4 separate regions of the Homo sapiens genome follow, and all the other regions are linked to region 4. A link is a contact called in ENCODE Hi-C or POLR2A ChIA-PET data. All regions are on one chromosome and are shown on one strand. Each heading gives the region's core, a stretch centred on a gene start or an enhancer-like site at or near the end of the contact. The rest is flanking DNA. Distances are from core to core; before and after follow the strand shown. Region 1 overlaps HPSE2 (heparanase 2 (inactive)). Region 2 holds the start of ZFYVE27 (zinc finger FYVE-type containing 27). Region 3 holds the start of SLF2 (SMC5/6 complex localization factor 2). Region 4 holds the start of ENTPD7 (ectonucleoside triphosphate diphosphohydrolase 7).

Evidence for each region. Hi-C counts contacts between places; a loop is a spot of excess contacts on that map. ChIA-PET counts read pairs that join two places held with the same protein, here RNA polymerase II (POLR2A). Pooled maps may share reads with other maps.
Region 1: a loop to region 4 is called in a pooled map, with 7 times the contacts of the local background. The contact joins the enhancer-like site here to the promoter of ENTPD7 in region 4. A Hi-C loop is called at or near these places in 2 of 50 pooled maps.
Region 2: a pooled map shows a loop between it and region 4 (5-fold over the local background). The contact joins the promoter of ZFYVE27 here to the promoter of ENTPD7 in region 4. A Hi-C loop is called at or near these places in 1 of 168 maps with a recorded cell type or tissue (sciatic nerve) and 2 of 50 pooled maps. POLR2A ChIA-PET finds 5 or more read pairs at or near these places in 1 of 52 experiments (T-cell).
Region 3: a loop to region 4 is called in a pooled map, with 13 times the contacts of the local background. The contact joins the promoter of SLF2 here to the promoter of ENTPD7 in region 4. A Hi-C loop is called at or near these places in 6 of 50 pooled maps.

Annotation. Positions count from the first base shown.
Region 1 is chr10:98,466,313-98,469,243 of GRCh38, reverse strand. All of the region lies in intron 11 of HPSE2 (heparanase 2 (inactive)), which reads left to right. Among named protein-coding and RNA genes, the nearest start is that of HPS1, 21 kb to the right of the region's middle. RefSeq lists silencers at 1,198-1,297, 1,348-1,397. Within about 2 kb of position 1,628, at least 6 of the 41 ENCODE cell types and tissues checked have a DNase peak (open chromatin) inside an H3K27ac peak, as active enhancers do.
Region 2 is chr10:97,735,435-97,738,394 of GRCh38, reverse strand. It overlaps ZFYVE27 (zinc finger FYVE-type containing 27), which reads right to left and starts at 1,267. Exons shown (of 13, transcript NM_001385875.1): 1 at 1,074-1,267. RefSeq lists a silencer at 1,002-1,071 and an enhancer at 1,402-1,551.
Region 3 is chr10:100,911,407-100,914,236 of GRCh38, reverse strand. SLF2 (SMC5/6 complex localization factor 2) reads right to left here and starts at 1,274. Exons shown (of 20, transcript NM_018121.4): 1 at 987-1,274. The coding sequence starts at 1,126. RefSeq lists enhancers at 1,125-1,174, 1,195-1,264 and a silencer at 1,485-1,754.
Region 4 is chr10:99,658,088-99,660,787 of GRCh38, reverse strand. ENTPD7 (ectonucleoside triphosphate diphosphohydrolase 7) reads right to left here and starts at 1,279. Exons shown (of 13, transcript NM_020354.5): 1 at 1,200-1,279; 2 at 824-926. The coding sequence starts at 831. It also overlaps a transcript of SLC25A28 not described here. RefSeq lists silencers at 1,051-1,270, 1,391-1,600.

The sequences.
Region 1 (2,931 bases), core at 379-2,878, 1.2 Mb after region 4:
GAGTTAACAATATCAGTATAAATCCAGGTTCCTTAGTCAGGCTCTCATCTTGTCTGCCAAGTGTGCTAAATTATTTTAAGCCATTAGAAGCACATGGTAGAGTCCATTATGGATTGGATCACTATTACACAGACTTGGATAGAATACAGATCAAATCCTGACCCCCAAACCACACTACATCCAGGAAAAGCCTATATCCCTAACAACTTGCCTACAAAACCCCCAGCTCTCCTTGTATAAAGGGTCCTGGTATTTTCTCTGGTCAGTGATACAGAAGCTAGATCAAAACTGCTCACCATTTCAGCGTGTCCCTCAGAGGGTAGGATGGAGGGCAAATAAACTTCTCAGCCTCAAAATGTCTTAGGGACAAGGAACTCCAAATAGGGTATGGGCTGTTGGAAGGGCAAGGGAACAGGATACTATTTTCCCCATTTTCTCTCTCTATCCCTTACAGTCCTCTCTGTTAACAACAGTAGAGGAAGAGATTGGAACATACAGCCAGGCATGACTCCTAGAGCAGTTGATTGAGCAGAACTCAACAAGTATTAACTAAACAGCTATCATGGACAAAAAGGCACTGAGCCGCATACTATTGAAAATTGAGAAATGAAAAGTCAGTAGCAGACAAAATGACCCAAGCACACAGATAAAATAAGCCTGAGAGGGACGCTAAAAGGGAGATGCAGATAATGTGCCGCTCTCCCAGCTTGTTATCAGGTGAGGTCCCAAGCAGGAGGCTACCTCTGACAGGGCCTGGAGGGAAGAACAGGCTTTTGAGAGATTCCACCGGATTCCAGGTAGAGCAAAAAGCACATAGAAGAAAAGTTCAGGACACACTTGAAGTAATTGCCCCCGTGACTCCTGAGGAGTGGGAGCACCCCAGAGAGGGTCATGACGGTCTTAGAGCCTTTCCTCCAGCCGGACATGGGGTACCAGGCGACACCACCTGCAGGGGCCACTTCTGAGCAGCCTTCCTCAGCGTGGTAGCCATCACTCAAGGCAATTTCAGACGAACTTCCTGTTCAAGCTGCCCCAGATGCACCGTCTCCCCACCGAGCAGGAAAGGGAAGCAAAGCCCCTCTGTCCTCAAACCTGACTGGGCCTCCTCGGGACTCTAACCTGCCCCTGACCTGGAGAAGGGCAGGGCAGCTGCACATACCAGCTTCCTCGCTCAGCGAGGGGGCCGGGAGCCTGCAAAGCACAAACAGGTGCGGGGCCGACCCGACTGGCGGCCGGGGGCAGCCGGGGACCCGGAGCCCGGGAGAGCCCAGCGCCGAGTCGTGGCGGGCGCCGCAGACCCCGCACCTGCCCTGGGACCCCCCGTTCTCTGCACGCTGGCCGGGAAGCCGGCACCCCTGCAGGAATTGCAGTCCCGTTTCGCACGTTTCCTTAATATTAGGCCACATTCCAGGTGGGACCCTTGCCAACGGGACCGCAACGAAGTTCTGGTTGGGATTTGATTGATTCTGTGATTTGTTCCTCCGGGAGGCCAAGCGCAGGGCACATCTCCCGGCCTTCCTGAGACTGGAGTGCGGGATTTGGAGGCAGGCGGACGCATTCCGGCTTCCTGGGTGCCACCCCGAAGTCAGACTGTCCTGGCACCATTGTGTAGGACAAGAGTGACCTCTAGTGGCCCCTAGGAAAGCACACTGGAGGAAAGGGAGCTGATAACTCAAGCGCAGGCCCATACAAACACACAGTCGGACTTATCTCTCCCCTGCCCCTCCTCCTTTCTCTCCCCCTTCCCTCTCTCCCTCTCTCTCATCATTTAACAATCCAGAAACTGAGACCAGAAGCGGCTGGTCACATACCTAGACCTGCACATTTCATGTCCCAAGCCTGGACTAAAACGGGTTTCTGGCCTTCCTGTCCAGAGTCTTTCCTTCTAGGTAGTAGTTCTTTTGCCCACGTGTTTATATCCAATGTGTCTTTTATTGACGCCTCCTGTGTGAGTGGGCGGACAGAAGAGTGACGGATGAGTAAGACACATGGGCTTCCAATCTAGTGGAGAGACTGACAAGCAGTCAGCTCAGCGGTCACAATACTGTGTGACAGGAGCTGAGATCCAAGAAGTACTGGGTCCTGTGGGAGCACCCCTGACTTGAAGGACAAGTAAGAGTTAGCCAGGAGAAGGAAGCTGGAAGGGAGGAGGAGGGCATATGGAGAAAGGTCCGGGTAGAAGGAAACCGTGTGCAAAACCCCTGTGCTTAGGCCGCGATTAGATAAATGGCCGTAAAGAATGAAAGGAGGTGGGGGTGGAAGGGAGCTGGAAGGGGCGGGAGCTAGAGTGAGCCTCTTGGCGGTTGGAGAAGTAGATAATAGGGCCTGTGCATGGGGACTTCAGACAATGTTCTAAGATCAGCGGGAAGCCACTGAATATTTAGACAGGTCAATATCATGGTCAGATTTCTGTTTATGCAGGATCACTCTGGGCTTGGCATAAAACTTTGCCTTAGGCTAGCTGTTAGTCATAGGCAACCCAACTGAAAAACGGTTAAGCCAGAAGGGATCTTAGGGTTCATCTGATCTATCACCCCTCACCTTACAGATGGAGAAACTAGTCTCAGAGAAGGCAAATGTTCTGAAGGTGGGTGAGGCAGAACTGATTTTCTTTTCTTTTTTTTTTTTTTTTTGAGACGGAGTCTCACTCTGTCACCTATGCTGGAGTGCAGTGGTGCAATCTCGGCTCACTGCAACCTCCACCTCCCGAGTTCAAGCGATTCTCCTGCCTCAGCCTCCTGAGTAGCTGGGATTACAGGCACCTACCACCACGCCCGTTAATTTTTGTATTTTTAGTAGAGCCAGGGTTTCACCATGTTGACCAGGCTGGTCTCGAACTCCTGACTTTGTGATCCGCCTGCCTCGGCCTCCCAAAGTGCTGGGATTACAGGCGTGAGCCACCGCACCTGGCCAGAACCAATTTTCTTTAAG
Region 2 (2,960 bases), core at 18-2,517, 1.9 Mb after region 4:
CAGTAAACCTGTGAGCAAGGGAAAGTGAACTATTCAGACCTAAAATCCTGTTCTTTGTACTCTCCATCCAATGCTCTTTTCCCCAAAGATCCATCAAAACTAAAAATCATAAAAACCAAGCATAAATGATCGCTGCAGCGAGGCAGCCCATGGGCTGAAATGAAATGATGTCCTGGAACATTTTTCTCCCACTCTTTACCTGGTTAATTCCTACTCATCCTTCAGGTATCAGCTTAAACATCACTCCCTTACTCTGGGAAGTCTCTGCCAACACCCCCAACTCTGGACTGGGAGACCCTCTCCGATGCTCCCAAAGGATCACGTACTCACCCTAACAGAGCACTTATCACATCACATCGCTTCTTGGCCTTGTGGCTAAGATCAAGTGCAGAGCACTGACCACGTCAAAGTAAAACTCCCTGCTCTTAACTGGCCTCCATTCACGACTGCTTCTGTACACAGTGGGTGCTTAACAAATGCCTGCTGAATGAGTGAATGAAATACCGTGCTCCAGGACTCTCGCCCGATCCTCTAACTCTTCCCACTCCCTTCGGTTCCCAACAACTTCCTGGGCCATCTCTGCCCCAGGGCAGTCGGCATCAGAACGCCCCATTCCCGTCTGCCCTTTCTGATGAGGAAACCGAGGAGCCTTTACGGTCTTTCCCAGTTCAAAGTCCTATCCTGAACTCTAAGCAGCAAACGAGGGGGCGGAACCTCGGCGAAGAGCAACATAAACCAGTCCCAGGCAATCAGCCGCGACCTGATGGGAGGGTGAGGGGATGGGACAAAGGGGCCAACGGGACCCCGAAATCCCCGCAGGCCGAGCCAAGGCGAAAGGGCACAGAGCGGCGCCAGGTATGAGCCCAGGAAGGGGCGAGGTATATCGACGCCCGCACTGGCCTTGGCCAACACCTCTGCAGCCAGGGGGGCCTGATGGAGCCCGTGAGGCTGGACAGGGAAGGCCATGCCCGAGGTCGTGGGGCCAGCATGTGGCGGCCCCCGCTGCGCCCAAGCACCCAACTACACACAGCCTGCGGAGACACTGGGACGCGGGGGGACGGCACCTCACCTACCCGGCCGCTGGCTCCGTGAGGGAGGCGGCAGGGTCGGGCAGGAGCAGGGGTAGAGCCACTGGGCCCCGGAGCGTTTCTTCAGGCCTCCCCCGGCTGAACGCCGCTCCTCCTGCCAGGGTTGTTCGGAAGTCGCAGGTCCGAAAATCTCCTCCGCCTACGCCGCGGCCGCCACCGCCGCTTCCGGGACGCGAATCGCTCTGCGGCTGCGTCCTCATGACGTCATCCCGCTCCGGGTTTAGCTCCGCCCACCCCAGCACAGGCAAGCACCCTTGCCAGCAGTGCGCCTGCGCGTCTTTCCCGCGCGCTCCAGGCTGGAGTTAATTCTGTCCTTGGCCGGCCGCCGTTCACAAAGCCTTGAGGACCCTTGGAAGCACGTGCTTGGCGACCCTGCAGCTCGTTGCCCTGCCTTGCCGCAGGGAACAGTTGGCGAGAGGCTTAAATGAAGAATTTACGTCTTCATCCTCTTTCCTTCCAACTTTGGAACTGAACTGGGGACTGTGTGTGAGCCCCGGAAAGACACCGTATCCTGTATGAGATGCCCAGCAGAGCATGCAGTTGTTTCCGGAGTAGCTAGTGTGTACAAGGTCCTGTGCAGGCCTCTCCCAGCTCAGTTCACTTCACACCGTGTGGCCCAGTTAATTTCCCTTAAAGCACACATCCGATGGCTTTATATTAGTGACTTAGCGCTCAGGTACAGAGGAGCCAAGCACTGAACCGGACTGAGCTCTTTTTAGACATTATCTAGTTCTCCTCCAACGACCCTATTAGGGTTGTCGCCATTTTACAGATGGGGAATCTCAGACGTGTTAAGGAACTTCTTTAGAGTCACAGCTAAGAAGCAAATGGGAGCTGGAATTTGAAGCTTATGTGTCATCTGACCCCAACGCCCCAACCATACCACCACCCACCTTGGTCTGCATTTCCTGGTCTTGTCTCCTGCCATCTTTCAGCTGCCTTTAACTTTGGCCAACTGAACCCCTCCACTGTTACCCTCAAATGCCCCTGGCACTCAAATGTCTGTATCCCTTCCTTGAGTGCCCCAGCTGGAAGTAATCACTTCCCTCTTCAAGTAGCCACAGAGCTTTAACTGCATCTCTTCCTCCATTATCTCCTTTCAGAAAGACAGGCCCATCCCTCCAGCCAGGACTTAGCTGTGCTCCAGGGTCCAACTCTTATTTCCTTAGGGCTTTGCTCTAACAGGCCTGAAATCTTGACTCTCGCTAACTCTTAATCATCATTCTAGAGACAAAATTCATGGAAAATTTCTCCTTTAGCCTAACTTTACCCCCTCTTTCCTACATGAGTTGGAAGACTCACTGTGAAGTGCTCTCTACCGCTGCTTCCTCGCCCAATTCACTCCTCACTGCACTGTGGTCCTGCTCCCCTCCATATTTCTGGGCTACCTGCCTGCTCACCTGTGACATCCTGGCTGCTAAATCCAATGGACACTTCCCAGTCCTCCTTGCAGATGACCTCAGAAGCACTGGAATCTCTTTCCTTTTTGGCACCATTGTCCACCTTAGCTTCCATGACACCACCCTCTCCTCTCTTTCCGACCTTCAAGGTCTCCTTAGGGCTTTTCTTCCTACCCCTCAAATGCTGGGGCTCCTTTTGCTACCCTTCTTTCTTCTGACTCAAGGCACTCCGTGAGGATCTCATTCACTCTTGTGGCTTCTGTCAGCTAATGTTTCGTTTCCCGTGTCTATGTCTCCAGCACCTAAAGCAGTACCTGGCACATAGTAGGCATTCTGTTAAGAAGGGTTGCAAGATGTTACCATTGGGGGGTAGTCTGTGGGATCACCCTGTGTTAGTTCTTATAACTATGTATAAATTGACGATTGTCCCAAAAGTAAATGCTTACCCTGTGTAGGTATTTTTCTCAAAGCT
Region 3 (2,830 bases), core at 25-2,524, 1.3 Mb before region 4:
CTGAATTTATCAGATTTTAGGAAGGGGATAACTTGGATGTATTATGGAAAGTCCCCAGTGGGGTCTGGTGCTGCAACCTGTAATCAAATCCACTGACATTTCTCCAGCAAAACATGAATATTCACACTTAATGGGATAAAGACCACAAACAGCCTTACATTAGTTTTAGTCAGATCTGGCTGCCCAGTAAGATGTGGTGCCAAACTTACTGAAAACGTTTTGGTTTTCATAGCTTTCTGGCTTTCAGAGTTAAGATAAGGGATTGTGGGCCTGTACCACAGTATTAGTAACATGAATATTGTTAAAACTTAATACAATTTAACTTAAAATAAAAGACAGTACCAAGTTCGTAGGGAATTTAAACATGTTTTATTGTCAGAGGATGTCATTAGATGAAACTCCCCATCTCATTACATAGCTCCCACAAAATCTTTACAAAAAAATTAGCCTCTTGGAGAGGCGTGAAGTTACTGAAAGAGAAAACACGTCACATTCCAAATCTGCAAGTTCTTTTAAGTATGAACTAGCGTGCACGCTGGACTACAAAGTAATTCGTGGAAGGGATTCCCTCATCACAGGTTACATAATTTCACCCACAACATAGAAAAGGTTTATATTACTAAACCACTAGGATCAGTAGAACTGACAACGTACAGAAAACGATCTAAATATGCATTAAGCAGTTAGGGTCCCGGGTCAAACTCTTGCAAAGGAAAAAAATCACTTTCTTTCTACCTAAGGCGGGTTCTCCGTAGCTGTCCAGGCTGGTGGTCACTAGACCAAGAGCAGCTGCCCAACTACAGAGAAGCAAACTCCAACTCCCAGTAGCCCCTGCGCGGAGGCGGGGCGGGGATTTGCCAGGCCCCGAAATGCCAACGCCTGAGCTCGCGGAGGATGGCGGGAACTGGAAGAGCGGCGGTCTGCAGCCCTCCCCTCATACCCTTGCCCCCGCGACCCGGCCCCTTCTCAAGCCCTCTGCACGGTACCTGTCCCCAGGACTCTCTGTTCTCTTTCCCGCTGCAGCATGGGCGGTACTACCGGGTCTCAGATGGCAGCGCGGGGGCGACGACCCCGGGGCTGGGGATGAGGGGAAACCTGGCCTAGCGGGCATGCAGCGCCTTGTCATGTCGGCGCCGCTGGCGACGGCGGCATGAGCCGTGGCTGGAGAAGTTGGGTGCGTGGTTGCCGTCTTGCTGCTGGGACTCCGGGAGGCTGTCGGAGCAGAGGTGGGCGGCACCCCCTTCTCTCTTCATGGCGGTTCTCTCTTCGGAAGTGACTCCGGCGTGAGCGGGAAGGAACCTGGGGACCAGTAAGGGGCGGGTCTTACTTCATGAATCACGTCTTGATTGGCTGGCACGGTGGTCATTTCGGTGGTGGCGCAATAGGAAGCCGCAGCCTCTCTGGAGAAGGCGGGGCTTGGGGACGGGGGAGGAAGAAACCTCCCCCTCCCACCCCGTCACATGCACTGAGGGCGCGCGCCTCTGGTCCCGGCCGCCTCGGCCTTGGCCGGCGCGCGGGGGCGGAAAGGCGCGGGCAGCAGCTGGCGGACAGCTGACGACACCCGCCTGGTTGAAGGCGAGGGGTGAGGGTTTGCTGAAGCAAACCGGAGCCCGGCAGCTGCCTTCGTTGAGGATGGCCAACACTTGGGCTTCCTGTGTCACACAATTGTGCCTCAGAAATCCGCAGCTGTTCATTACATCGTCTCTTTAACAGCTTAGGCCAAAGTGCCATAATACTGTCACAATTTGCTGAGGGATCTGCACAGCGCGATCCGAAGACTTGTCCATTCTACGACGGTTCTTGTTGAGTGTCAGCGGTAGATTATTTTTTTGTCTTTAAGAAGAAGAAAAAACCCCCAAAAAACTCCATTGGAATAAAGACAGTTGTTAATCCACAAAAGCATTTTGTTTCTCATGAGTTACCATGAAGTCTCTGCAGCCGACTTCCTTGGAGATTTTTTAAAGGAACACAAGGTCAGCTTTCAGTTTTCCATGTTAAGCGTGGGCAGCATAGATAAGTAAAAGCTGCCTGCAATCTCCAACCCTCCTTTGTAAAGGGCTTGTGCTCTGGAGGCTGTTAGCCATGGTTTTCCTTATAAACCGAGAGACTGGTCAGTATCTCTGAACCTCAGCCTCCACATCTGTAAAACGGGCATTTTACTCACTTTTCTGGGTAATTGTAAACCATAAAAGGATAAAACAGTGTACACTGCACAGTTCAGATTCTCTCATGTAACAGGTACAGAGCAAATTATAGTTCCCTTTCTTCCCCAGATAGATTCCTACAGCGAATTTTACTTCTTTACAAAATCTTCCAGAGACAGGTCAAATACTGTTGCAATAACTGTTAACAACCAAAATATCAATTTCAAGATGTCCAAGCTTTAATTGACAGAGTTATTTAATCAGTTGGATGGAAAAAAATCTTAAATGATATAAAATAATTTGGACGGGTCTTTCAAGTTTATTGTATAGAAATTGAACTATTGGCCTGATACAGTTGCTCACATCTATAATCCCAGCAGTTTGGGAGGCCAAGGCAGGTGGATAGCTTGAGCCCGGGAGTTGGAGACTAGCCTGGGCAACATAGCAAGACCCTGTCTCAAAAATAAATTAATTAATTAAAATTTAGAAAAAACGAAATTGAACTGTTCTGGTCACTAAGCATGCCTGACTGACTCCAAGTTCACCTCCTTTTCCCTTCCCCTTTAGTCCCCGGGAGGAAGAATTAATAAGGAATAAAGTGGACAAAAAGCTGGCAAAGTAGAGGGTCGAAGGTAAACAGTGAATATACAGGTTTCACATTCACCCCAAAAGCACATATGTACAGC
Region 4 (2,700 bases), core at 30-2,529:
ACCACACCCGGCTAATTTTCGTATTTTTAGTAGAGACCGGGTTTCTACTTGGCCAGGCTGGTCCTGAACTCCTGACCTCAGGTGATCTGCCTGCCTTGGCCTCCCAAAGTGCTGGGATTACAGGCGTGAGCTACTGCACCTGGCCGTTGCTGTGTATCTTTCCAGGGATATTCTACGGATACACAAGCATAAATATACACCAATATATTTACAGTAATATATCTCTGTGTGTGTGTGTGTGTGTGTGTGTGTGTGTGTGTGCGTATCCATTCCCTCGGTTTTACACAAATGGTAGTCCACCATACCTGCTGTTCTGCATCTTTCCCCCACTTTATTTTATAACTTTCCCTTATTGGTGCATGTAGATCCACATTAATATTTTTTAAAAGCTTCAGGTTATTATAATGTATGGATAAGTGTATTCATCTGTGAAGTTCACTTTGTATATTGATTCAAAAGGACCTCGGTCTGTCTGCTTTTAAAGTTCACTGCAAACAAAAAACAAAAAAACTTCTTTGTTTAACCTCCTCAAGTGGCACCTAGCCTTGCTCAGATGCGAATCTGAATCAATGTTACAACCTTGCACTTTACAGAGCTGAGCAAGCCGACTCACTCTACCACTCCTGGTCTATGGGCTAGAAACTATTATTTATCAGCCCTCGAAATAATACAACTTTGATCGTCTCTGCATCCAACTAACCAGAATACAAAGTCCAAGTGCAGCTCCAGGGCAAACCTCACTTGGGACAGCCTCCCAGGGCCCCCCAACCTGCCTGCCATCCTCTGCCGTGCTCCCAGCCGGAGGGAAAGTGTGCAGCCTTACCTAGCCATGGGTTCCCTTCGGTGGTCTCAACGCCTGTCACCTTCTTTTTCTTTTGCCCTGAGAAGGTGGCCTCCTTGTCCCAGGCATCTCCTACGTCTGCAGCCTAGAAAGATTTGATTTCAGGCTTCTGTCCGACTGAGCCCACGAGACAAACCTGCACGGGAATTCCACGGCTCCCACCTCCTCCCCAGGCTCCCGCTCCGTCTGCTCTGGTTCCTCAGGCCCAGGGGACCCTACCCGGGCATCCTGGGAGCGGGGCGTTCTCGTGGGCCAGCTCTGTCCTCTAGGAACCGGTCGTCCCCAGGTGGCGGGGTGTGGGTCCCGCTTCCTCTCCCCGTCCCTCCGGGTCCCACAGCCCTCTCGCGCCCACACTCACGGGATCAAGCGGCCCGCCGGTTCCTTCGGCACCTCTCGGTTCAGTCCCGAGCTGCTCCCCGCGGCCCCTTGCCCAGCCGGAAGGAGGGCCCGGCCGGCGGCGGCGCCACGTCCCCAAGGAAACCGCAGGGAGCCAATGACTGACAGAAGACTCACGGAGGGGCCGGCTCTCCACGAGCCGAACCGGGGGCGAACCAGCTCGGTCAGCAGCACGTCCGTCCGCCAGGGTGGCCAATCCCCTAGAGCGCTCGGCCTCTGATGCCCGCCCCGGGACTTTGAGCCGCGCCCAATCGGAAAGGCGTCGTACCGAGGCTCCGCCTGCAGGGCCCGCGGAGAGCTCACAGGTGAGTGGCGCTGGGCGGCCCTGTGCCCGCTTCCCTCCCTGGGGCGCGAACTCTCGGCTGGTTGCTTTCTCCACGGCCGCTCCTGGGACAGAGTAGCTCCGGTAGGTGGGTTCAGGGTGTTCGCGACCGAAGCGCATCCCTTGCCCATAACCTATTGTTGGTTTTGTGCCCACTGACCCTCCCTACCAGAATGGCAGTTCTCTCACCTTAAACCTTCCCTATCACCTCCCAAACTGATGCCCCGACCTCACTGTCTTGCCCCGTGAGAAAACAGAAATCGAAGACAATGACGTTTACACCAAAGTGCTTATGTCCATTCATTCATTCATTGAATGTCTGCTTATGCCAGTCATCATGAATTTCTGTGTCGCCGCCCTCCTTGACCTTACAGTAACACAAAGGAAACGACGCGCGCGCGTGGGTGTGTGTGTGTTTCTTTCTTGCTTACACCAGCCGTTATCTCATTTCCAGGAGGACGGCATAAAGTCCAAGCTCTTTCCAACGTGGCACATCCATTGCGCCCCACGATCCGCCCTACCGCCGTCCTCTGCCGCTACTTGCCTTCCTTACCACGCTCCAGCAACGCGTCCTGTTTTGCTCATTCTGCCCCTCCACCTGCCTTGAATAACCGTCCCAGCCTCTTAGCCAAATCACCTCCTACTCATCCCTTACCACCCATCTTAAGGGTCGCCTTCCCCTAAAAGCCCTACTTGACCTACTACACCTTTTTTATACATGCCTATTGTTTCACTTAGCACGTTGAATTACTATTATACGTATATGTCTGTCTGTCTGTCCCACTAGACAGAATATCCTTGAAGGCAGGGACTATTTGCTTCCACATATTCCCAATACTGGCCACTGCCTGGCAGATAAAACACAACTAATGTATAATTAATAAGCAAATGAATGAATGGGGGGGATCGGGGAGGAAGACCACCCAAATGCTTTATTTATTCAAAGCTTACTATGACAAGGGAGTCAGTCACCATCACTTGCATTTGGCCGACTCAAAGCCTGTCAGGACATTAGGAAAACTACTTACTTACTTAATTACCTACAGGGTCTCACTCTGTTGTCATCCAGGCTGGAGTGCAGTGGTGCGATCGTGGTTCACTGCAGCCTCGACCTCCTGAGCAAGCGATCCTCCCACCTCAA